Regions from separate parts of the Homo sapiens genome. Here all the other regions are linked to region 2. Evidence: chromatin contacts called from ENCODE Hi-C data. All regions are on one chromosome and are shown on one strand. Each heading gives the region's core, a stretch centred on a gene start or an enhancer-like site at or near the end of the contact. The rest is flanking DNA. Distances are from core to core; before and after follow the strand shown. Region 1 has its middle 15 kb from the start of GPR68. Region 2 overlaps ASB2 (ankyrin repeat and SOCS box containing 2). Region 3 overlaps FBLN5 (fibulin 5). Region 4 holds the start of RPS6KA5 (ribosomal protein S6 kinase A5). Region 5 holds the start of PAPOLA (poly(A) polymerase alpha).

Region 1 (4,983 bases), core at 542-3,041, 2.7 Mb before region 2:
AATAGAAAAAATTAGCCGGGCGTGGTAGTGGGCGTCTATAATCCAGCTACTCGGGAGACTGAGGTGGGAGAATCGCTTGAAACTGGGAGATGGAGGTTGCAGTAAGCCCAGATTGCGCCACTGCACTCCAGCCTGGGTGACAGAGCGAGTCTCTGTCTCAAAACAAAAAAGAAAAAAAAAAGAATTGAGAAGGAAAAAGAGATATGTGCTAGTTTTGTTGTCAAACCTCAAGCTGCAAAAGTTCTGGCCACAATGTGTGGTAAGTGATCAGTTAAGATGGAAAAGGCATTACATGTGTGGGTGGAAGACGTGAACAGAAACGTGTTCCAACTGACAGCAGTCGAGTTCAGTACTATCCACTGGGGATCTTGGAACATACTCCACGTGGATGAGGGGGTACTGTTATCATTAGGGCATAGTCAGGCAGCCGTGCATGGTGGCTCACACCTGTGATCTCAACACTTTGGGAGGCCAAGGCAGGAGGATCCCTTGAGCCCAGAAGTTTGAGACCAGCTTGGACAACATAGTGAAATCCCATCTCTACAAAAAAAGTTTTTAAAATTTGCCAGGCATGGTGGTATGCTCCGGTAGTCCCAGCTACTCATGGGGCTAAGGTGGGAGGATCACTGGAGCCTGGGAGTTCGAGGCTGCAGTGAGCTGTGATCACACCACTGCACTCCAGCATGGGTGACAGAGCAAGAGCTAGTCTCAAAAAAGGAAAAAAAGAAAATGGTAAAATGTGCAAATGTGGAATATATATTTACAAAGTTCTTGGGTTTTACAGAAGATTTACTCCTACCACCACCAAAATATTTATACCTTTGAAATGCTTTTTTTTCCAAACAGCATTTTGTTTACTAAGGCAAAAGAACAGCATTTTGTTTACTAAGGCAAAAGGTCCTTTGAAGAGCCTAACATTTATCACCATTGCTGCCCCTCACCTCACCCCTAACACTATTCCACCTCCTCTCTGTCTGCTCCCCTGCACCCCCTGAGCCCAGACCCTTTAACCTCTTGCATAGGAGGGCAGCCTCACCCTGTGGGTGGGTCAGGCCTCTCCAGTGCTCAGGCGGCTCAGAGTCCTCCTGAACAACTCCAGTCACTTGCCCTTATCTCTTTCACAAGCTCCCACTGCACAGTGCCCAACAACATTAGAAACTGAGTCACTGACCGTGTCCCATTACACTCTTACAATATCCTGTGCTGGTTGCACTGCTGAGTGACGGCTGACTCACCCAGATCAGGGGAGTCCAGCTTCGCAGCCATGGCCCCAAATGTTTGTTGAACCTGCTTAATTTTCATTCATTTCCTTAAACAGGTCTAGTTTCATTCTTTAAGGAGCAACAGTTGTGAGAATAGAACACAGAGGGTAGAAATGAACCCCGCATTGTACACACAGCAGTTAAGCGTGAGGATGTAGCACAGTGGTTCTGGGACTGACTTCAGTTCTCCCTATGCAGGGGCATGATGCAGCCCTGGGCGGAAGTTGCTGGGGCTGGGGCTCTCCAGGTCTCCCTTTGTCATTCTAGGGGAGTTCCCACAGGCAGGGGCTGTGCTCAGTGCTGGTGCGGCAGCAGGGCTGACACCTCCAGCATCCTGAGAACTCAGCCACATGGGGATCTGCGGCATCTCACGGCTCAGTGAAGCCACCTCAGCTCTGCAGCCTCCCTGACCACATGTCCTCCAATTAGGATTTTTGTCCCTGATTTGGGACTGCAGAGTTCCATGTAGCGAGGGCCTCTGATTGAGATTGTACCCCGACGTTTCTGCAATCTTGATGGCTAGAAGAGAGAAGCCCTCACCATGGTAAAGCTGCCAGCACGCTTCTGACTCATGTTTTGGGGGAAGACACAAATGGGTCTTTGGTTTTGCAGTAGTAACAGCAGGGTTCTCTTCTGGCATGGAGGAGTCTGAGGCATAACCATGTAATGGGTTGTCTTCACTGTGGGCAGAAATTCATGGGGAGAGGATTTCAGTTGTTTGGTAAAGAGGCTGACACCAGGTTGAGCCCAGAGAAAGCTGAGAATAAGGGTCCTAGACTCAGTGACACATCCAAACCCCTGACCCCGCTACAGGGAGAGGCAGGCCTGTGGTCCAACATCAGGGGCTCTGATGCAAGGGAGAAGACCCCTTAGCAGGGCCCAGCCCAAGGACCACAGGAGCTCTGCATTCCAGGATCCAGTTTTGATGCTTGTCCATTCCACTGTAGGATTCCTGCTCAGACCTTTAGTAGTTTTGCTCAGCTTTCCTCTTTTATCCTAGCCTTGACTGTGCTTTGAGGAAGCACCTGTATCCATGGGGTGGCCATGGTGAGTGTGGCTGCAGCCTGCAGAAGCTAGTTACAGGGAGATAGGAGATGACATGCAGGGAATGATGGGGTGATTTAAGGCGAGATATGGGCCTGGTGCCAACCAGAATGGATTTGTGGGACATAGGAGCATCACTGGGCATTTCCAAGAACATTGAGGGGAGGTAATCCTGGTGAACAGTGCATAGGATGCTCCATGGATAACAAGGGCAGGCTGGAGACCTTGGCACCTTGAGGGGAGAATGAGCCACACAGACCCTGCAGGAGATGGATCAAAGACAAGTGAGCCAGCTAAGCAGGTCAGGGCTCCTTAGTCCCCTGGAGGTCCTCTGGCCCCTCCGTCACTCAGCAGGGAAAGGCATTCCTCTGAGGTTGTTCCTTGCCCCTCATTGCACGGGCTTTGCTGACCACCAGCCCCGACTTGGTCCAGCCCACTGCATTCTGCTACATCCTGCCCACTCCCTGTGGCTTCCACTGGCTGCACGATGAGGTCTAACTCAGATTCGAAAAACCACTTCCTCTAGGCAAGGTGGAGAGGAGGATGTGGCTTACCAGCAATTCACATAAACTCAATGTGTGTCAGCAATAAGATTTCTCACCAGAAGTAAAGAAGCAGAGAGGAAAATGGGCCTGTTCTCCATGGGGCAGGTCAGACAGACTTGCTCTCACTTCACATTCCAGGCATCGCATTTGAAGAAGTGGATTTTGTTTAGAGGAAGGTACAGAGGGGTGGGTGCTTAAAACCTCTTAAGTTTAGGGCTGGATGTGGTGGCTTATGCCTGTAATCCTGGGGAGGCCAAGGCAGGTGGATCACTTGAGGCCAGGAGTTTGAGACCAGCCTGGCCAACATGGTGAAACCCTCTTCTCTACTAAAAATACGAAAATTAGCTGGCTGTGGTGGCACACGCCTGTAATCCCAGCTACTTGGGAGGCTGAGGCAGGAGAATTGGTTGAACTTGAGAAGCAGAGGTTGCAATGAGCCAAGACTGTGCCACTGCACTCCAGCCTGGGTGACAGAGCAAGGCTCTGTTTCAAAACAAAACAAAAAACCTGTTAAGTTGAGGTGGCTTGAAGAGCTGCCTGTCAGAGACTGGCCAGATACTCACCAATTCTGCCTCTCTTTCCTGCATCCATAGGAAAACTACCTTTCCCAGCCTCCCTTGCAGTTAGGTTGAGGCCACATGCCTGGGATCTGACCAATGGAATGTAAGTAGCAGGGATATCCGCCATTTCCACACTTGGCCAAAAACCCCTGTGAGATTCTCTTTTTGCTGCATCCCCTTACCTGTGTGGGTGAAAAGGGAAGACCCCAAGATGATGGACTCTGGTGATGGGAGGATCCTGAATCACTGCCATCACTTTGGGAAAGACTTGCCAGAAAGCAGCCTCTCGTTGGACTTTGCATGAAATTTTCTGCCCGACCCTGAAATTAGTCATCTTGAGTAGTAGTGAGTTGTCATTGGTGGTGTTTGTTTGTAGACAGACTGGACTATCGTTTTTGGGGAATGCAGAGGGGAGACTTCATGGAGAGGGAACTGAATATTATGACCTCTCTGGTATATGCCAGCACTAATATCTAACATGTAATTTAGCAGTATTCTTCTGAAAGTTGTTGAATTAAAGCAAATGGGATTGAAATCCCAACATTTCCCCAGAGTACTGGGCACCATTATAACCTCAGGATTAAGGCCATCTGTCTTAGCCCATTTTCTATGGCTATAACAGAATACCACGGACTAGGTTATTTATAAAGAACAGACATTTCTTTGGCTTATGGGTCTAGAGACTGGGAAGTCCAAGAGCATGGTGCCAGCATCTGGCAGGGTCATCTCCTGGCAGAAAGCAGAAAAGCAAGCAAGTTCTGAAGAGAGGAAAAAAGGGGGCTGAACTCCCCCAATAACAAACTCTCTCCCACCATAACAGCATTAACCCATGACCTAATACCTCTTAAAGGTCCCACCTCTTCGCATAGTTACAATGGCAATTAAATTTCAGCATGCGTTTTGGAGGGGACATTCAAATCATAGTATCATCAGAGACTACTGTCTTGCCAGATGAATTCCAGGGATGGAGGCTTCAGGATCACCAGCTACAAGAAGTGGCTTTTTCAGAAAAGCAACGAGCCAAGAGGGTCAGAGTTTGGCTCTCTTTTGGTTGGACCAGCCAGAGGAAAGCAGCAGATGGGGATGTATTTCGTGCCGAAAATTTCTCCCACTCTTGTCTGGCCAACCCACAGACCAGTGTGTGTAACAGGAAGATGAGCCCTGTGTGTAAACAGGAAGATGAGCCCTCATCTGACTAAACAACTCTGGTGAATAAGAAATAAATCCTAATGGCTTCTGTCACCTTCCAAACCAGATGGACTTTTTCTTCCACCCATCCTCTCAGGAGAGAAAGGAGTCATAATCCCCAATATTGTCCTTACTTAATCTGTTTAGAAGAAGGATCTACTCTTCTGGAACACTCCAGGACTCTAGGAGCCTGACCCAGAGAGGGATTAAGTGACCAAGATCAAATTTACATTTTAATATGATGCAGTTAATCCTCAGTGATAAACATGGCATATGCCACTGTTGAGAAGATGCTCCAGCCTAAAGAGGCAGGTCAGCAAATGTGGGCCTCTCCAAACAAAGCCCCGTCACTGAGGACAGCCCCACAGAGATGAATGCAACAGG
Region 2 (4,542 bases), core at 1,605-4,104:
CGAAAGAGGCAGATAGGAAGCAAGGTGACATTCTTCACCCAGGAGGATGTGAGCCGTGGTCGGCAGGTCCCAGGATGAAAGGGGCTCAGGCTCACTGCTGGCCAGGCAGATCCCTGCGGGGCTGGATGAGAGATTCATGGCAAAGCAGAGGATAGGGGAGCAAAGCTGAGAAGCCAAGCTGTACCTGTGCCCCCCACGCCCACCTGCCAGCTCATTAGGGGATCTTGTCCCAGGGGTAGGAGCAGACACTATAGTAACCTCTATAGTGTTATTATAGGATGCATGAGGAAGGGCGTCGGAACCAGGGCTGCAGTCAGACAGACACAGGTTCACATCTGGGCTCTGGCACTCCTTGGCTGTGTGACGTGAGACAGGTTGACCTTTTCTGTGCCTTAGTCCCCGCTCCTGCAAGGTGGCATGAAAACAGCCTGTGCTCGAGGGCCGGTGAGGCCTGAGTAAGTGAATGGTGTGAGGAGCTTAGTGGAGTGTGAGGCACAGAGGGTGTTCCACATGTACTCACTCTTCATTTTATCATCATTTTGCCTCTCTAGGCCTCAGTTTTCCCGACCCACCAGGCTCCTGTGAGGGTGGAAGAGCCGGAAGGAGGTGGGATGGCCGCTCCACAAATCTGAGTTGGCCTGGGGTTGTCGTGAGAACAGGGTATATGGCCCCTACTGACACCACCCCCAGTAGGTCAGGCCTGGCACTCTCGACACCCCAGTGGCCCGGGCCTTTCACCACACTCTTCTGGGGGGGATTGGGGAGGACTCTGCTACCAGTGACTCACACCCTGTGGGGCATGGGGTAATTATGACCCTGAGAAGCACCCACACTCTTTCTGGCTAGGCCAGAGCCTACAGATTCTGTGGGTACACCCCAGCAAGGCCAGAGCCTGGTAGAGAGGAGCAAGGGTGGCAGGAGGAGGGGAACCTGCTCACCCCTCTGCTTCATGCTCTCAGGGCTGCCTGCAGGCCTGGCTGCCTTCCTCATCCTCGCCGCTGTCACGCCCTCCCACCTGCCTTCTCCCATCCCCTGCTTCTGGCCTTCTACTGACCCGCACTGGGGTGGGCAGGACACCGCCTGCATGTGTCCTCATTTATCCACATCCATCAACCGTAGATGGGGGTGCCTTTTACAGATGAGGACAGGGAGGCTGTGAGAGGGGACTTAACTGTGCAGGGTCACCTTCAGCATGACAGCGAGTGGAGCAGAGGTTCAGACTACCACTGTCCGCCCAGCTCCTGATGCCACCCTGTCCTCTGAAGGCCTGGCCTCTTCCTGCCTTTTCGTCCTCTCTCCAGCTCTCCGACCTCCACACTGACTGTCCCTGTGACTTTGGACAAGCCCCATCCCCGCTCTGTGCCTCAGTTTCCTTATTTGCAAAATGGAGAAGTGGGACCAGGACCAGACTGGGGATGTCCACACTGTTTCTGTAGCTGTGGAGAGATTCAGTGTCCAACAGATCCCAGAGCCAAGGCCCCTCCTCAGCCCTGACAGCTGCTGGGTTCAGTGTCCTTTGCATTAGTGCCTGGTCCTGAGAAGGAGAGACAGCCGGCAGGTGGAGGCAGCCTGGGGCCAGGCTCACCTCAGCTGTCTCCAGCCCTGTCGTCTTGATGAGGCCCTGGGCTTCCACCTCCCAGGATCCTTGGGTCACGGCCACCCTCATACTTAGTGCATGTGTGGCCTCCAGTTACCTGCCATTGTTAGAATGTTTTTAGCAGGATAATAAAGCACTGGGAAAAAGCCCACTGCACCATCTAAACGAGGACCTGTCTCTGCATAGTAATGGCAGCAGCAATGGTGGCCGGGATGTTGAGGTTGATGGAGGTGGAGGGAGCTGGTGATGATGACAGTTTCTAACAACTGTGCAGGGCAAATGTTCACAAAGTCATGCCGAGCCTCTCCTCATTTCCATTCTCCTGCCACCATTGATGGAAGCAGCGGGTGTGCTGTTCCCATTTTGCAGATGAGGAAACAGACAGACTGAGTTCCATTCAACAAAGAGTTCCCAGCTCTGGCTCAGTCCCAGGCCCACTCTGGGTGGTGATGCAGCTCATTAAAATTTATCTTTTTGTGGATCCTGAGGATATTTGGAAGTCAGCAGAGAGGGAGACAAGGCCACACACAGCCACAGAGTCACAGAGGACGGGCTGAGATCGGGGCAGAAGGGCTCATTCTGGGAGCACTGAGATCCGAGTGCATCCACTGGCTTTGGGGCTGGCAACTGGGCAAGGCGACCGCTCAGAGTTACTGAGTCGTGAGTCTCAGGGCTGGCTGGGGAGCCAGGGCCCCTGGCTGGGTTTCGTGCTCTCGCCAATCAAGGCTGGAGGCCCCATTTCCCCTCGGGCCCCAAGCAGGGGAATTCCCAACAGAGCAAACCTCCTGGGCTGAGTCATCACAGGCGAGAGGAGCCTGGCCTCGGCAGGATGTGGGTGTAGGTCATGCCCTGGAAGAGCCCCAGGTAGGGCCTCTGTCCTTTGTGTGTCACTGGGCAGGTTCTGGGGTGGAGAATGTGTCACCGTCACCTGACCCTGGAGTCCAGCTTGTCATGAATTCAGGCACGGTCAGCCTCAGTGAGAGCAGAGAATGGGCTGGCAGGACAGTGCTCCTAGCCTCTCGGTGAGTCAATGGATGGCTGCTCTGTCTGAGTTAGTAAGAAGCCCAGGTCAGCCCCAGGGAGGCAGTGATTGGGCTGGGCCTGGCTGAATGCAGGGGGCAGGTAGGCACCTTAATAGAGGAGGGAGCTAACAAAATCGATTCCGCCCCACGCCCGCCAACATGTCACCAGTCCACCCCACACCCGCCACTGTGCCATGAGTCTACCCCACGCCCACCCCATGCCACGAGTCCACCCCACGCCCACCACTGTGCCGTGAGACACATGTGACTCATTGAGCACTTGTTATAACAGGCACATTGCACCAAGCATCTCATTTAATTCCCCAGTCCACTTGGTGAAGGAGATGTAATTGGCTTCCTTTGCAAATGAGAGAACTGAGGCTCAAAGAGGCTTGCTTCCTCTAGTCTGCTTGATGAACTCCTATTCATCCTGCAAAGCCTACTTCCTTGACTAAGTGAATTGACCTTTTCCAGGGTCCCTCTGTAACTGAGGAAGCTGTGCTCTCCCTGCTGTGTCATCAGGTAGTTCTGGGCCTTCACCCTCATTAGACTGTGATCTTAGGGAGAGCAGGACCCAGCCCTGATTCACAACCTGGCATATCATAAGTGCAGAGTAAGTGTGGGTGGCTTGATTTGAATTGTTTGAAGCTGTGCACACAACAGCCTCAGCCAGTTCCTGCTTCATGTTTTCCTCCTTTGTCTTCTCAGAAATGTATCTTAAATGAAATGCAGAGGTTTAAAGATTAGGAAGACCCAGCCTCCTGGACTCACTCTGGCTGGTCCATTCATGGAAACCTTGGGCTCTGCACTTCATGGGTTCATGGACCCCACTTCTCCATGGAACAGGAAGCTAGGTCTGTCCCTTTGGGGTCCCTTAGGGGACCAAAGCTTGGCAAATGATCCTCATTTGATCCTCATCAAATTCTGTGCCTTACGTTGAGGTGAGACAGAAGCAAATTGGGAAATGGTTTTTAACAGAATTCTGTTTTCTTTGGGATACTGATCTTTCATTTCTAAGATCCAGAAGACTCAGTGGACTCCATTTTGGTCACAATATAATAATGATCAATTGCATTGCTAGAGCTTTTTATTGGTTTCAAAGGTATTTATTTGTTTAAAAACATTTATTAGGTAGCTACAATGATCCAGGCTCTAAGCTGGGCACTGGAGATAAATAAATAAATAAATAAATAAATAAATAAATAAACAGTATCAGCTCAGCTCTCTGTCCCCTAGGAGGTCACAGTCTAGTTGGGAACACTCTCAGGAGGGTGTCCCAGGAAGACCCAAGAAGCTTGTCTGTGAAGCAGAGGCCATCATGAGATTGGTGCTGGAGCACTCAGACAGGGCCGGGGAGGTCAATACGAGCTGCAAGATGTGGGAAGGCTCCAACGCCCACCTCATCTTATTTGCTTTTCACAGGAATACTGCAAGGGGAGCACAGCATGTTTTTGTTGTTGCTGTTATAAAGATGAGGCCACTGGGGCTCAGATAGGGTTAGCCACCCACCTAAGGTTGCACAGCCAGTAAGTGTAGAGGAAGAATTTGAATCTCTAGACCTACTTCTCTTTCCACTCTGCTGCCTTTCCATCTATTCCTTTATTCACCCATTCACTCATTCACAGATAGCCATGTGGTGCCTGCCACAGGTCAGACACAGCGCTTCACTGGAGGCGTAGGTTAATGGCAGAAGCAGAGAAATAAATAAGAATTGTAAGTCAAGGTGAAGGCCACAGAGGAAACAGCCATGAGAGCAAGTAAGAGGTGAAAAACCAGCTGGCCCGGGAGAGTGGTCAGGGCAGGACTGGCTGAGGAGGTGATGCTTAATCTCAGACCTGAAGATGAGAAGGAGCTGCTATGTGGATTGCCTGGGGACAAGGGTGACATCCTATTGCTAAACTTGCTGTGAATTTATTTGGACAG
Region 3 (5,075 bases), core at 2,576-5,075, 2.1 Mb before region 2:
TCTCTCCTTCTTTGCCGTGCTTTTCTGCCATTCATGTCTGCTCATCTTCTTGTCTCCCCGTCTGCTTCTGGAGCCTGGAGCCTGGGGTTCAGGGTTTATATGGGTACAGGATAGGGGACATGGCAGGCCAAAAGGCAACTTTTTAGGGATGAAAACAGGAATGGCTGTCCTCATTTAGGGCCATGGGTACCCAGGCTTGAGGGTGGGGCCTTTGCCAGGGAACCACCCTCTTCTACCCAGTATTTCCCTGTCTCCTGTCCATATCACAAGGATCTGTGGAATGCCTACTAAGACTAGGGGTCCAGGACACAACTCCTGATAGGCACTGTGGGGGTCCTTAATGAATACCTCACCAACAGGTAGGATGGGAGCACCCTCAGATGGATCTGTAGACTCCACCTCAGCTATCAGGGAGTGCACTTTTTTCCTGAAGCCTTGGGTTGATTCCTGGGATGGCACATAAAGACAGCCATCCCAACCTGTTCTCCTGTGACTTGCAATGTTGACTCTCTTGGCCCCTGCACAGGGTTCTAAGACTTGAAGGATGTCCAGAGGCCCTGACCAGGAAAAGAATAATGTATCCTACAATGAGCAGAAAAGACATTGAGGGCAAGGCAGCTAGGGCTCCAGCCCCATCTGTCCACCTCTCTTTCTAGGGTTTATAACAATACATTCTCAACTCTGGCTACATAGTCAAGTTTTCAAAAATCCTGATGGCCGGGCCCTACCTAAGCCCAATGACATCAGAGTGTCTGGGGGCATGTCCCGGGGAATCAATCTTTCCTCCAAAGTTCTACTGGTTATCCGTCTATGCAGCCAGGGTTGAAGGCCACTGGTTTAAAGTAACTTGAATACATTCCTGTTCTGCAGGAGCACCGGAAATAATCTACGTAAGAGAAGGATTGTTGGTTGTTTTCTAATCAGATGAAACAGGACTCAGGGATGATGCCTCCCCCTAACTTCCCCACGACCCCTATTTCTCTGCCCCACCGCCCCCCTCCCATCAATTTGCCAGAGTCACAGATAATGCCCTAGCTCTCTGGAGAGCTTTCTAAGCCAGCGCACAATAAACAGGTTTAAACAGAACTAGAACCCCAAAGGCTGACTCGTCTATGATGTCAAAATGAACCAAACACAAGCTCTCTTCAAATATTTAATCAGTTTGGAGACCTCTGCATTCCAATCCAATTGGGTAAAAATTCTAAAGAAAGCAAGATTAAGGGGTCCTCAAAGAAAACACTGGGCTAAAATGGAGAGGAGACTGGGTTTGGGAAGACAGAACATAGCATGTGTCTGAAGGCCTTTCGAAGGAATTCTACGACATATTTTTTAAAAATACTCAAAATGAACAAGACAGAATTAAACCGTTATACAAATTTAAGGACAACTGAAACTTCTTTTATGGTTGAAAATACCAGGCATGGTTTTGAAACACATTCTCTAAAAACCCTTCGATCCTGCTGTGGTTTGTTTACATAGCCTTCTCTGTGTACGCAAAAAGCAAACTAGCTACTCCCAGGGTTCCCCGCCAGCTCCCGGGTCTTTGCAAAGCAGTAACACAGTGAGAGAAGGAGTGGAAGAGGTGAAGAAGTGACAGCAAGCTGTTCACAGTCTTTGAACATAGACTCAGACCCCCGCAAACCTAATCTATTTTCTTTGAAAATAGTGGAAATAAACTGAAGGCCTTGAAAATTCACCAACAATCTTCTATCAGGGGAGCAATGATAATACTTTTTGATAACTGTGTCATAGGAACTGGGGGTGGCAAGTCCTGCAGGGTGACAGGTCTGCAATAGTACAGGTGAGAGTCAGGAAGTCGGGGCTGACTCTTCGGGGAAACGTTCAGCAGGAAATGCCTAACGTCTGTGTCGCTCTCATTCTCTCTGTTATTTCCTCTCTTCTCCTGTCCCTTGGTGCCAATGAGAGGCAGCGTCGGAGGCTCCAGCCCGAGGCTCAGAATGGGTACTGCGACACATATATCCGCAGTCGGATCACGGAGCTGCCTCTGAAGTTGATGACAGTGTTGACAGTGATCATTTCCAAGTCCAGCTGGATTTCCCGGGGCCCTTTGATGGGGCGTGTCATCACCAGGGTGGCACTGATGGGGCCCGTTTGCTATGGACAGAACCGGGGAACACCAGTGAGAAAAGGCCTGCATGGTGGCCCTGCAGCCCCACCTGGGCGCTCCCTTGCCTCCGTCAGTCAAACTGGCACCCCCTCGGTGCCTCAACTGTGCCATGCTCTTTCCCTGGCTTTGCCCACTCTCCACCTGGTTCTTTTCTGCAAACCCTTCAGGTCTCATCTGAAAGGTCACTTCCTAAGAGGAGCCTTCTCTGGTTCCCCAATCTAAGTCAGGTCCCCCTGCGACCTCTGACGCTGCAGCCTTTACTTTGTACAGGATGGAAAGCATTTATGACCATGTATGATTGTCCATACTGTCTACCTGATCCGTGTCTGATATCTAGGCTCCCACTAGGCTATGAGTTCTGTAAGAACAGGTACTGGGGTCAGGCTTTTCACCACTGAGTCCCCCTAGAAGCCAGCATGGTGCCTTGAACACAGAAGGTGTTCAGAAAACATATATTGAATGATGAACGAATCATTGATTGAAACTTCTGCATGGCTTAGGGCTGTCACTTCACCCCTCTGGGGCTCATCTCTCAAATGAGGGTTTGGCATTGAGTACATACACATGGACACAAAGAAGGGAAAAACAGGCACCAGGGCCTGCTTCAGGGTGGGAGGCAGGAGGAGGGAGGGGATTGAAAAACTACCTACTGGGTACTATGCTTATTACCTGGGTGATGACATCATATATACACCAAACTCCTACGACACAGTAATTTATCTATACAACCAACATGCACATGTACTCTTGAAAGTGGAATAAAAGTTTTAAAAAACGTTTTTGAGGAAAAATAAAATGAGGGTTTGGACCAGATCAGTAATTTAAAAAAAAAAAAAAAAAGGCATCAAAGGCTACTGGAACTTTTTTTGTTAAACTAACAATTCCAGGGGCCCATTCCAAGATTTTCTATGTCAGTATATTTTTAGGTGATGCCTGGGAAAGGTGGAATTTAAGAACCCCCCTCTAGGCACCCTAGAGTCATCTCCAGCTTCACCATTCTGTAACCTGATCACTGTGGTCCTAATAATTTCGCGTGAACTCTCTCCTCCACTGAGTCTTTTTCTAAAACTTTCAAGGAGGAAGGCAGAGAGGAATGACATCAACTGAGCACCCATCATGTGTGAGGCACTCTTCTAACCATGTTTATGTACATCTGCTTATTTAATCCTCATAAAATGGCCAGGCACCATGGCTCACAACTGTAATCCCAGCATTTGGGAGGCCGAGGTGGGCGGATCACTTGAGGCCAGGAGTTGGAGACCAGCCTGGCTGATATGGTGAAACCCCATCTCTACTAAAACTAGAAAAATTAGCAGGGCATGTTGGCAGGTGCCTGTAATCCCAGCTACTTGGGAGGCTGAGGCACAAGAATTGCTTGAACCTGGGGGGCAGAGGTTGCAGTGAATAGAGATCGCACCACTATACTCCACCCTGGACAACGGCGAGACTCCAGCTAAAAAAAAAAAAAAAAATTCTCATAAAACCCTGAAAGGCCTTGCCACTCAAAGTGTGGTCCCTGGACCAGCAGCATGGGCATCACCAGGGAGCTTCTTATAAATGCAGAATCTCAGGGCTAGGATCTACTGAGCCAGAATCTGTGGCTTAACACAATCCCCAGGGCTTTGTGTGCACATTAAGTATTGAGAAATATTGATCTAAAAGCACAGGACCCAGGTGGGGGGGCCCTGGCTGTCCTTGTCTAAGTGCTGTATGAAAGGTATGACTCATTACTTCCCCGTTTTATAAGTAAGCAAACTGAGGTCCCATGAGGTTAAATAATTGCTTAGGGTTACCCAGCTAGTCTTGGGCAGAACCAAGGGCTTCCATTCAGGTATTTCTGACCCCAAGCCCCAGGCTTTTTTCACTGCACAGCAGGTATCAGAAGAGGCTGATGTGTGTTTCACTTCTTCCTAGCACCCACCTAATGAGAGATGCTCGCGGTCAGTGCAAGGGACAGATATTGGCACTGTTAGAGGAAACAGTGTGAAGAAGAAAAGGGATGGGCTGGACAATCACTTCCCATACACTGCAGAGCCCAGCCCTGTGCCCAGAAGCTGCAAGCAACAGTCTCTGCAAAATAAAGGAACCTAGCTGGTTTAAAGCTACACTAGATGTTTTATCTGTCTCCATAAAAGGAGGGCGCCCCATAAAGTTCTGAACATCCCCAAGAGCCACCACAAGTAAGACAAGGGTGGGGCTGGCAGACAGGTGCAGGCCAGGCGCTGGGACCTCCCCTATCCATGAGGCTATCGGCAGCCTGACAGCCACACAATTTCCTCTTGGCACTGGTTCCTCCTGTTCCCGTCAGCATCCACGTTATTGGCACCTCCTCACGCAGATTTCTTGGACTTCCTTGTCAGCCCTTACGAAACCTGAGCCCTGGGCCAGGGCTTCAGAGGGTAAAGCCACACAAGGAAATGCCTGCAGCCTTTACATATACAAATATCTCACCAGCTTTCACTGCGTGAACAAAGACCAAGAGTTGAGAACCCTGAGCTAGGGACAGCCCTCCAGAGGGAGATCTGCAGAGCCCAAGGTCTGGAAGGGAGAAGGGGGCAAGTGCAAACTTCCAAGTTGTTCCTTTGGGCTCTCCTGGTAAATGTCTCCTGAGTACGAAAGAATCCTCAACTATCCCATTTGAAATCCTAGACTCTCCCATTTGGAAGTAACTGCAGAAGCTGGTGAGTCCGGCCTCCACCTGGGTCCACCCTACCCACAAGCACCTGGAAGAGCTCAAGTACCTGCCACAAGAGCTGAGGACAGCCACCTCCACATTCGGCTTTTAGGGCAGAGCCAGGGCATTAATGAAATAAACCCCTGAGAGCCCGTGGGCATTAGTAGGCTTGGTGGTGCGAAAAGATGAGGAGGAGGAGGATGGTGGCGACAGTGATGACGGTGGTGGTTATGATGCCAGGCATCTGGCTACAACCTTTCCTACACCTCTTAA
Region 4 (4,763 bases), core at 1,779-4,278, 2.9 Mb before region 2:
ACTGGACATATACAGAAAAAGATAACAGCCAGGCAATGTGACATAGGCTAAACACTAAATGAGTGATTTGTTTCCCAAATTACACTGGATTAATTCACACACTTCAAGATAAGATACTATTATGGAATGATTTTTATATATACATTCAACCAACATTTCCTAAGGGCCCACTATATGCCAAGCAACCCGCTTAGCACTTTTCCAACAGTGTCTCATTCAATTCTCACATTTTATAGATTAAAGATGTGAATCTGAAAGGGTGAAGTGACTTGCCGATGTCTACATATTAAGCTGCAGAGACGGGATTTAGAATCATGTCTTCCAACTCCATGTCCTTTCATGGGACGTTTTTTGCTTTTTCATTCATCCTATGGAATACAATAAAGTGTTCTGCACAAATGAGCCACCACCAACTGCCAGCCTGATATAACTAGATGCTTATCTACATTCTGAGACGGGACCATATCAGATCAAATTACTCTGGTGCCTATTATAGATCATGTGCTGAAAGAAGTGCAGTTGGCTGAAGATGAGCAACTCTTTCAAGTTATATTTTAACAGTGTTTTTGACCACTATATCCGGTCAGTTGTTCCAGTGTTCAGTAATAAATCAAAATGATTGTTCGTTTCCTTTGACAGTTAACAGTACTAATGAATTCAGTATAATCTCACCATCCATCAGAAAAATTTCTAAAATGCGAACTTGAAGCTGATGATTCACACAGTTAGAAGAGAGGGGGAAATAAAGCAGTACTCATTGTTTTCTACAAAACTAGCATTGTTTGCAAAATCCAGAAACCAAGCAGTTGGTTAACTACTAATAACAAGCAGGTTGCTCCTTGGTCATTTAGCAAAAAGCTGCTTGTTGCACCACAGTCGATGGCTGAGAAGCATATGACTTCAAGTAGCTTTTGCTGTACAGTAGGATTCCATACATATAAATCAGTGGATCGTTATGTAAGACAAGAAAAAAATTCAAAATCTTCACACCAGAAAGCACCTGACACTGAGTGTGGCACAAATCCGAATAAATGTATACTGAGTAAACCATGTCAGGGTCTTTTGAAAATATCAGTTGTCTATGAAATTGAGAGAAGAAAAACCAAATCACCTGAATTCATACAGGTTATGTTAGGAACTCAAAAATATGGAACAGCTGGCTCAAGATGTATAACAGATTCACAATGACCAAAAAAACAATGTTTACAAATGTTGAATTAAGAAGCATGAATTTGACATCTCTCTTGAATTAAGTCACCACACTGGCACCCAATGGAATGCTTATAGGCAATCTCAGTAGAAATAACAAAAACTGAAAGAACTGACGGACAGAGCTAACTTTCCAATCTGTTCAAAACAGAAACAAGATGTACTAGTGGACACCTGAATCCTGCCGTTTAAGCTTTTGTGCCTTCACAATTAAATAATAACCCGGCCGGGCACGGTGGCTCACGCCTGTAATCCCAGCACTTTGGGAGGCCGAGGCGGGCGGATCACTTGAGGTCGGGAGTTCGCGACCAGCCTGACCAACGTGGAGAGGACCGCCCCCCCCACCCCGCCCCCACAAAAAATACAAAATTAGCCGGGCATGGTGGCGCATGCCTGTAATCCTAGCTACTCCGGAGGCTGAGGCAGGAGAATCGCTTGAACCCGGGAGGCGGAGGCTGCGGTGAGCCGAGATCATGCCACTGCACTCCAGCCTGAGCAACAAGAGCGAAACTCTGTCTGAAAAAAAAAAAAAAAAATCCCAATATGCCAAAGCAGCTCTGTCAAAAACCTTCAACGCTCACAAACATATCTAGTAATAACGAACGACTCATTAAAATGTACTATCTGTTCAGAGAAAAAAGTATTAATATATCTACAATACGAGACTGGGCTCCAAGAATATAAATCCAAATTGTACTGATTGGTCTGAATAAGCATTTTCCAAAATGAACAACCTGAACCTACACCACGAATACATTTAATTAGTTATAAAGCTTAGGACAACGCTAGTGATCTCAAACATTAGAACGTAAGCGCTGAAGCCTGCTCGTTAGTTCCTTTTACCTGGAGCTTTAAATTTCTAAAGCCATCATCTCCAGGGACCTCTGAAGGAAATTCAAGGCCAAGTATAGTATTTCATGATAAGTGAGAATAAAGGCACTCAATCCCTGGAGCCGGCGATTCCTGTTCCTGTCTCTAGACTGGACTCGGTAAAAGCCCGAGGCGAAACCTCCCGTTTATCTCCTACAGGACCCCAGCACCTTAGGGGATGGCTCCACAGAGCCCCACCGGGACCCCCCATCGCGGGGACCAGAGGGGCGGAGGAGGGAGACACTCTCCAAAACAAAGCGCCGCTCGCCCCACGCGGAGGCAGGCGCACCTTTCGCCCTGACAGGACGCAGACACACGTGTGTCACCTGTGCGGGAAGGGGGAGCAGCGACATCCTCGGAGGTGCGTGCCACGGGCAGCGGTCGGCGGCTGCGCTGGCCCCGATGCCTGGTGCCCGCCGCTCATTCCCGGGCTGGGGAAAACTTTCGGCCGCCTCCCCCAAGGCGCGCCCCCACCTCCCGGGACCCCCGGGGCACGCGCCCCGACCGCGACGCCCCGCCCCAGGCCCGCCCCTCCGCGCCCACGGCTGCGGCCCCGCGCCCCCAGCCCCGCGCGGGCACCCGCGTGCCCTCAGGCGCGCCCCCGCGCCGGGCCCGGCCGGCAGAGGGCGGGGTCGCTCACCAGTCCGCAGCTCGTGCTTGACAGTGAGGAGCTGCTCTCCTCCGTCGCCGCCGTCCGCGCTGGTCCCCGCGGCGCCGCCGCTGCTGCCACCCTCCTCCTCCATCTTCTCCTTTTTTTCCGATCCCGCGGGTCGCTACGAGGGGAACCCAGGAGACAGCGGACGCCCGTCCCCTCGCAGCCGCTGCCGCGGCCCCAGGAGTCGGGGTGCGGCGGCTCCAGAACTCGGACGCAAAGACGAGTCTCTTTCCCGCTCTGGCCGCACGGCTCGCTCCTCGCCTCCTCCCCCTTCGGCGGGCACCGCTAGTACCGCGCAACCAAACCGCCCCCTGCTCCACCGCCGCCTCCTCAGGCCGCTCCGCCCACAGCCAGCAAGGTAAGGGAGCCATTCGAGCCGCCTTCGCTGATTGGACACAGGGCGCGCGCGTCTGCCAACGCCGGTTCCCATTGGGCAGTACGCTGTGACGTTTCACGAGCCTCCCCGCCTCGCTCCTCGAATTGTTGTTGCTTGGCGGGGAGGCAGGAGAGGGAGGAGCGCCGCCACTCCGATTGGTGAGACCCAAAGCTCTGCCCCGCCCATTTCCTCTGGTGCGCACTCGCAGTCAAGACCTTCCCTTCCCTGACCTCCCCAGAACGGTCACACCCCTTATTCCCCAGCTTCGATCTGTTAGTAAACAGTGTCTAGTAGTCAGGAGGCGCTCGGGGTCTCTGATTGGCTACTGCCGAAAGAGGCGGGGAGGGATGATTGGAACGTTTGGTCCGCCAATCACCGTGGACAGAGGAGGGGCCTGGAGGGTAGCGCTTATCACCCACGTGTTTGCAGACAAACCTAAGGGTCCCGGCAGCGATCCATGCGTGTGTGACAACCAGCGAGACGGCGTGCCCTAAAAAGGTCTTACTCGCTCTAGTGAACCCTAAACAAGTTAAGCAGAGTGTTTGTTCTTAAATAACAGATAGTTCTTAAACGTTACAAAAATTCACAGTCCCAGCTCCCGATGAGGAATTTTACGAAGGAGAGACATTTCTGTTTCGTACAAGACTCTTACTAGGCGCCGAAAGGATGCAGAGATTAACAAAATAGAATACAATTCCTCCCCTAAGCAGCTTTCAATAGAACGTGAGAAACAATCTGTGTGTGTACACAAAAGAACTATAAAGCAGAATTTGAAATAAAGCAGTCGTACAAAGCGTTAGAGAATCTCGCACGGATGGCAATAATTATTCCCAGACGAGGAACTGGGGAAAGCTTTTAGGGCAAGGAGGCATTTGAGATAACCAACGTAAAGGATGGATAAGAGAGAAATACCAGCAATAGACATTCCACACAGAGAGAGTAACTGTGAGCATTGGCCTACAGCAGAGAAGGCAAGGGTGGGTTAAGTGATTGATAAGGTTAGATGAAAGTATGATGTAAGAGATACAGCTGACAAGGTGAGGTGTGGTAAGATAATGGGGAACTAGGGATGCTGTGCTGAAGAGTGCAGATTTTTTTTAGTACACAGTGATGAACTGAAAAGAGGAGAGAGATAGCAGGGCAGGAATCCTGCTGCAAGGATAGAACTAAAGGGAACCTGATTTCTAGTAGCAGACACGAGAATGGGAAAAAGCAGAAACTTAAAGATGTACAGTTGGACGTAATTCAGATAGATGTGATCTTTTAAACTAAGCATGGATTGGATCAGGAGTCAGCACACTTTTTTCTATTAAGGGCCAGATAGTAAATATTTTAGGATTTGCAAGCTGTATGACCTTTTTCACAACTACTCAGCTCTGCCATTGTAGCGCAAAAGCAGTCATAGACAATAAATAAAAGAAGTAGCTGTGTTCCAATAGAATATTTTTTATGGACATTGAAATTTGAATTTCACATAGTTTTCATGTATCGTAATATATTCTTCTTTTAATTATTTTTGAATCACTTAAAAATATAAAAACAGGTCAGGCGCAGTGGTTCACACCTGTAAGCCCAGCACTGTGGGAGGCTGAGGCAGATGGATCACCTGAGGTCAGGAGTTCAAGACCAGCCTGGCCAACATGGCAAAACCCT
Region 5 (4,440 bases), core at 1,538-4,037, 2.5 Mb after region 2:
TGATCTTCCAACCTCAGCCTCCCAAAGTGTTGGGATTACAGGCGTGAGCCACTGCGCCCGGCCTCATTTTATTTTTAAAAATTGTTCTCTTTACCTGAGATGCCCTTCTACTCCTTCTGTCCACTTACCAAACCCTAACATATCAGGACGTGTCTGAAGTGACCTCTTACATGAAGTCTACCTTGACTCCATCCTCAATCCTCAATATTGTTCCTTTTAAATGCCTTAGGCAAGTAGCGTGATATCTAGCACATTCTAGGTACTAAATATTCATCAGCTGTGCTATCTAGCTGCCTCATTCTATGGAAGGCTGAAACAAAAATAGTTTGAAGCAATTATAGACCAAAAGCATGGATGTTTAGCGTCCCTCTCTTCACTGCCTTCTGAGATGCCTGGCAGAGGACAACATAAGCTGAAAAAGTCCCCATTCTTTTATTCATAAAGTACATCGTTAGTGCATTTTTTTTTTTTTTTTTTGAACAATGTCTTGCTCTGTTGCCAAGCTAGAGTGCAATGGCATGATCAGGGCTCACTGCAGTCTCAACTTCCTTGCCTCAGGTGATCCTCCCAACCTCAGCCTCCCAAGTAGCTGGGACTACAGGTGTGTGCCACCAAGGCCAGCTAATTTTTTTGATTTTTTTTTTTAGTAGAGACAACGACTTGCCACGTTGCCCAGGGTGGCCTAGAACTCCCGAGCTCAAGGAATCCTCTGCCTCCCAAAGTGCTGGGATTACAGGTGTGAGTGAGCCACTGTGCCAGGCCCCAGGGCATATCTTTACAAGCTGCTTTGAAGTCCATAGCCTTAATACATTATTGAATTATCTGGATCTCAGATTTTCAGTCTTTTAGGGACAACTATGCTACTGGGTCTCCAGCCAAAGCCACCTTGATGACAAGAGGAAAAGAGACTAAATGGAAGAAATGACAATCAAATATAAGTCTGTTTGCAGATCAGCACTATTTAATGGAAATGAAGGCCACATATATAACTTAAAATTTTCTAGTGGTCACATTTAAAAAAACAGGTAAAATTAATTTTAATAGTATATTTTCTTTTTTTTTTTTTTGAGACAGGATCTCGTTCTGTCAACGCAGGCTGGAGTGCAGTAGTGAGATGACGACTCACGGCAGCCTCCACCTCCCACTCCAGGGATCCTCCTACCTCAGTCTCCGGAGTAACTGGGACCACAGGCAGGAACTACCATGCCCAGCTAATTTTTTTTTCTTTTTTCTTTTTTTTTTTTTTTTTTTAACTTTTTGTATAGACGGGGGTTTCCCTATATTGCCCAGGCTGGTCTCTAACTCCTGCCCAAGCGATCCTCCCACCTCAGCCTCCTAAAGTGCTGGATCACAGGTGTGAGACACCGTGCCCGGCTTACATTTTCTTTACTGCAATATATCCAAAATATTTCAACGTGCAATCAATATAAAAAGTGATCAGTGAGGTATTTCACATTCGTCGAACTGACACCCGTGCGTATTTTGCACTTCCAGTGCCTCCTAAACGAACTAGCCTCATTTCAAGTGCTCAGTGGCCCTAAGTGGCCAAGGGGCTACACTAATGGACAGGGCAGGTCTAGGTCCTGTGTTTTTCCCATTCGGAGTCACCAGTCCTACTAGACATTCTGTGAAAAAAGGGAAAGCCTTTGTGAAACTTCCTGAGGACTCACAAATGCACATTATTACATTTAGAGTTTAGAACTTTGGTTAAGGCAGCGTCCTGTATTTGATTCTTTCCCTCTTCCTCTCCGCTAACCCCCTATGTGACACCGTAGAACTTATAATTCGTTCTAATTCGCAGATGGAGGGCATATGAGAGAGGAGGCTCTGCCTCAAACACTTTCTCAAACTTTTGCCGAGGGGTGGCGAGAAGGTAGACTTCCAGGTCCCACCCGATATAGATTAAGGGCTGGAAACACAGTCAAGGGGAAATTATGACCAAGACAACCTTTGCTAAAATGCCAGCGGTGACTGCCATTGATGTTCCTATAAAAGGTCAGCTCTGTCAGGAAGTTCCAGTGCATCATTTGTTCAAAAGTAAAATCAGCCCGTGTTCCAGAATTCGCGGACTGTCGTCAGTCCTAACCTACACATTTATTCGTTCAACAAATATTTCAGCGCCTGGGTCAGGCATCAGGAATACACTGGTGGTTAAAACAGACGGAAAGCTCCATCTGGTGGGACGCAGTCTGGGAGGGAAAGGGAGTCCTGGGGACATGTTTTCGTCGGCTCTAGGCTAAGCACCTCTCGCCGTAGCACACGGGGTCGGCACCGCTGCCCGGCGAAGTACTTGTTACTTTGCAGTCCAGTACGAAGCGGCGGAGTAACCGGTTCCAACCCAAGGCAGCGACTCATGCGAGTCGTTCTAAGCGCCGCGCTGGGGGGTACATACGGTGCACGCGTGGGTGCCTCACCCCCTGGCAGCGCCTCCAGGGACGCTGCTCCGGGAAAGAGCAGCCGCCGCGACCTCAGGCGGCGGGAAAGGTGGGACCTCACAATGCGCCGGAAGCGGTGCCTCGTGGCTTGGGATCTCTCCGGGTTCTTCCTTGCGCCGTCCACGCCGCACTGCCCACGAGGGCGTCCCCGCCCGAGGGACAACTCACCGCCCGGGGCCTCCCTGAGCGTTCCCTTCCACCATCTGACACCCACTGCTAAGTGTGAGAGGACCCAGGGGGTAATTGCCGGGCCGCAGGCGGCCTTAGGAACTCCGCTTCCCGTGAGGCTTCGCGGCGGACGGCGCTGGTGCGCAGGCGCACGCACGGCGTGCGTGGTGGCGTCAGCAGTTCTAGAACGTTGCTGTGGTAGCGCTCGGGCGCCATGTTAGGACGAAGGGGAAGGAGGAGAAGCGCTTAAAGCGGCGGGAGCGGTGCGGGAGAGGGGTTGGACCCAGGGCTGAGGCAGGCCCCCCCCTCCCTCCCGCCTCAGTGGATCATGCCCAGGGCGGCAGCGGCGGCGGTTGCGGGGGGGAAGTGACTGGGCGGTGCCGGCGCCGGAGACGATGCCGTTGTAAGTAATTTGTATTCTGTTTTCTTTCGCTCGCCGGCTGGGCCTTGGGGGGCGTCCGGGAAGGGGAAGAGGTAGGCGGAGAGGGTGGCACGCGAGCCCGACCCTCCCCGCTGGTAGGAGGCAGGCAGGACTGGGGACCTTCCTGTTTCCTCGCTCGCTCGCCGCCGCACTTCCCCCCGTGTGCTGGGTTCCCGCGTCCCCCGACCCTTCCTGGCTGGGTCAGCTGCCGTCGGGCCGGGGGCCTTCCCCTTCCGGAATTGCTGGCGGAACCTCTAACTCGCCCGGCCACTCCAGCTTCTCCGCCCCGTCCACAAAGAAAATCAAAACAACCCGAAAACAAAACATTGCCTGGTGGTGGGGAACCACGACCCTGCTGCACGCGGGATCAGCACTTGGGGTTCGGGCTCGCTCTCGGCGCCCCTCGGGCCCATTCGATGTTGCTTTTCTGTTCCTGGTCTGTCTCAGTTTGCTCACTCTCTTCCTCCCATTTCCAGATGCCTGTCTTGTGCGCCGGAGTTAGCCCCTTTCCACTGACCTTGTCTGAATGTAGGAGCACGAGTTAAAAGCCCAGCTTTGAGCGTTGAGTCCGCCTGCCTCCACCTCCGCCTCCCTAGCATTCACAGGCGGTCGGAGAAGGGGGCACTTCACAGGGTGCCCTCCTCCAAAACGACTTATGTATTGCTTTCCCTGTTTTGTTTTGATGGGGTAACCAGGTTTCATTCTGTTTCCTTCTTTCTCTATCTCTGGTGATACTTTTTTTTTCCTGGTTGTAAGGCTTGAAGCTAGTCTCTTTATGCTTTCTAATGCCACTGCGCCTTTTTCTTTTCTTGGTGGGTTTTTAAAAAGTTTTTTTCTCCCCTCCCCCTTTCTGATAATGAGATATAATTTGGCAGCTCATTGCCAGTAGATTACGGATTTTTTTTTTCCTGCAAATATACAGCATTGTAGAGGCCTAAATAGTGAGACTGCATTTCTTCCATTTTTGAATATTGAAGCGTAAGAGTGCCTCTTTGAGACCAGGGACCGAGTTTTCTTCATCTTAGTAGCCTCAAAACGCAACATGTAATTGACACTCAAAGTTTTGGTTAAATTCAGGATAAAGATTTTTGTGGTTTCTAGACATCGAATGTAGTAACTCAGGTCTATTTTTTTTTTGTAAGTAAGGATAATTTCTTTAGCACATAATCACCGATTGTAGTTTTACAATTATATATGTGTGTGAATGTGTTTCTTTACAGGTGAGACTCTAACTTTGGCACAGACCTTAATGACTTCTATCGCAATTTATGTATTTTAAAAGGATTTTCCATGGCTCCCACCCACCCCCTTAGGTTATTAAGAAGTCTATCACATTACTTCTGTGATGAAAACGTTTGTTAGACTTAACTAACTATACAGGTCTAAAATCTTGGAATCTGCATGGTTTCTGTTTAT

The links. Hi-C counts contacts between places; a loop is a spot of excess contacts on that map. Pooled maps may share reads with other maps.
Region 1: a loop to region 2 is called in a map with no recorded cell type, with 11 times the contacts of the local background. The contact joins two enhancer-like sites. A Hi-C loop is called at or near these places in 2 of 37 single-sample maps with no recorded cell type and 5 of 50 pooled maps.
Region 3: a loop to region 2 is called in a pooled map, with 15 times the contacts of the local background. The contact joins two enhancer-like sites. A Hi-C loop is called at or near these places in 1 of 37 single-sample maps with no recorded cell type and 4 of 50 pooled maps.
Region 4: a loop to region 2 is called in a map with no recorded cell type, with 8 times the contacts of the local background. The contact joins the promoter of RPS6KA5 here to the enhancer-like site in region 2. A Hi-C loop is called at or near these places in 2 of 37 single-sample maps with no recorded cell type and 2 of 50 pooled maps.
Region 5: a map with no recorded cell type shows a loop between it and region 2 (18-fold over the local background). The contact joins the promoter of PAPOLA here to the enhancer-like site in region 2. A Hi-C loop is called at or near these places in 6 of 37 single-sample maps with no recorded cell type and 9 of 50 pooled maps.

The regions. Positions count from the first base shown.
Region 1 is chr14:91,227,105-91,232,087 of GRCh38, forward strand. No RefSeq gene overlaps it. Among named protein-coding and RNA genes, the nearest start is that of GPR68, 15 kb to the right of the region's middle. RefSeq lists enhancers at 1,283-1,342, 1,353-1,632, 1,663-1,982, 2,043-2,132, 2,680-2,729. Within about 2 kb of position 1,792, at least 11 of the 41 ENCODE cell types and tissues checked have a DNase peak (open chromatin) inside an H3K27ac peak, as active enhancers do.
Region 2 is chr14:93,957,162-93,961,703 of GRCh38, forward strand. The region is part of intron 2 of ASB2 (ankyrin repeat and SOCS box containing 2); the gene reads right to left. Among named protein-coding and RNA genes, the nearest start is that of MIR4506, 11 kb to the left of the region's middle. RefSeq lists an enhancer at 1,904-3,103. Within about 2 kb of position 2,855, at least 8 of the 41 ENCODE cell types and tissues checked have a DNase peak (open chromatin) inside an H3K27ac peak, as active enhancers do.
Region 3 is chr14:91,868,271-91,873,345 of GRCh38, forward strand. It overlaps FBLN5 (fibulin 5), which reads right to left. Exons shown (of 11, transcript NM_006329.4): 11 at 1,141-2,115. The coding sequence ends at 1,954. Among named protein-coding and RNA genes, the nearest start is that of TC2N, 3.3 kb to the left of the region's middle. Within about 2 kb of position 3,826, at least 27 of the 41 ENCODE cell types and tissues checked have a DNase peak (open chromatin) inside an H3K27ac peak, as active enhancers do.
Region 4 is chr14:91,057,613-91,062,375 of GRCh38, forward strand. RPS6KA5 (ribosomal protein S6 kinase A5) reads right to left here and starts at 3,029. Exons shown (of 17, transcript NM_004755.4): 1 at 2,720-3,029. The coding sequence starts at 2,822. It also overlaps a transcript of DGLUCY not described here. RefSeq lists silencers at 2,482-2,551, 2,622-2,751, 3,122-3,181, 3,402-3,531 and an enhancer at 2,759-3,339.
Region 5 is chr14:96,499,595-96,504,034 of GRCh38, forward strand. PAPOLA (poly(A) polymerase alpha) reads left to right here and starts at 2,788. Exons shown (of 22, transcript NM_032632.5): 1 at 2,788-3,006. The coding sequence starts at 2,999. PAPOLA-DT (PAPOLA divergent transcript) reads right to left here and starts at 2,732. Exons shown (of 1, transcript NR_122121.1): 1 at 2,054-2,732. RefSeq lists enhancers at 1,493-2,089, 2,090-2,684, 2,602-2,861, 2,685-3,280, 4,436-4,440 and silencers at 2,200-2,543, 2,982-3,101.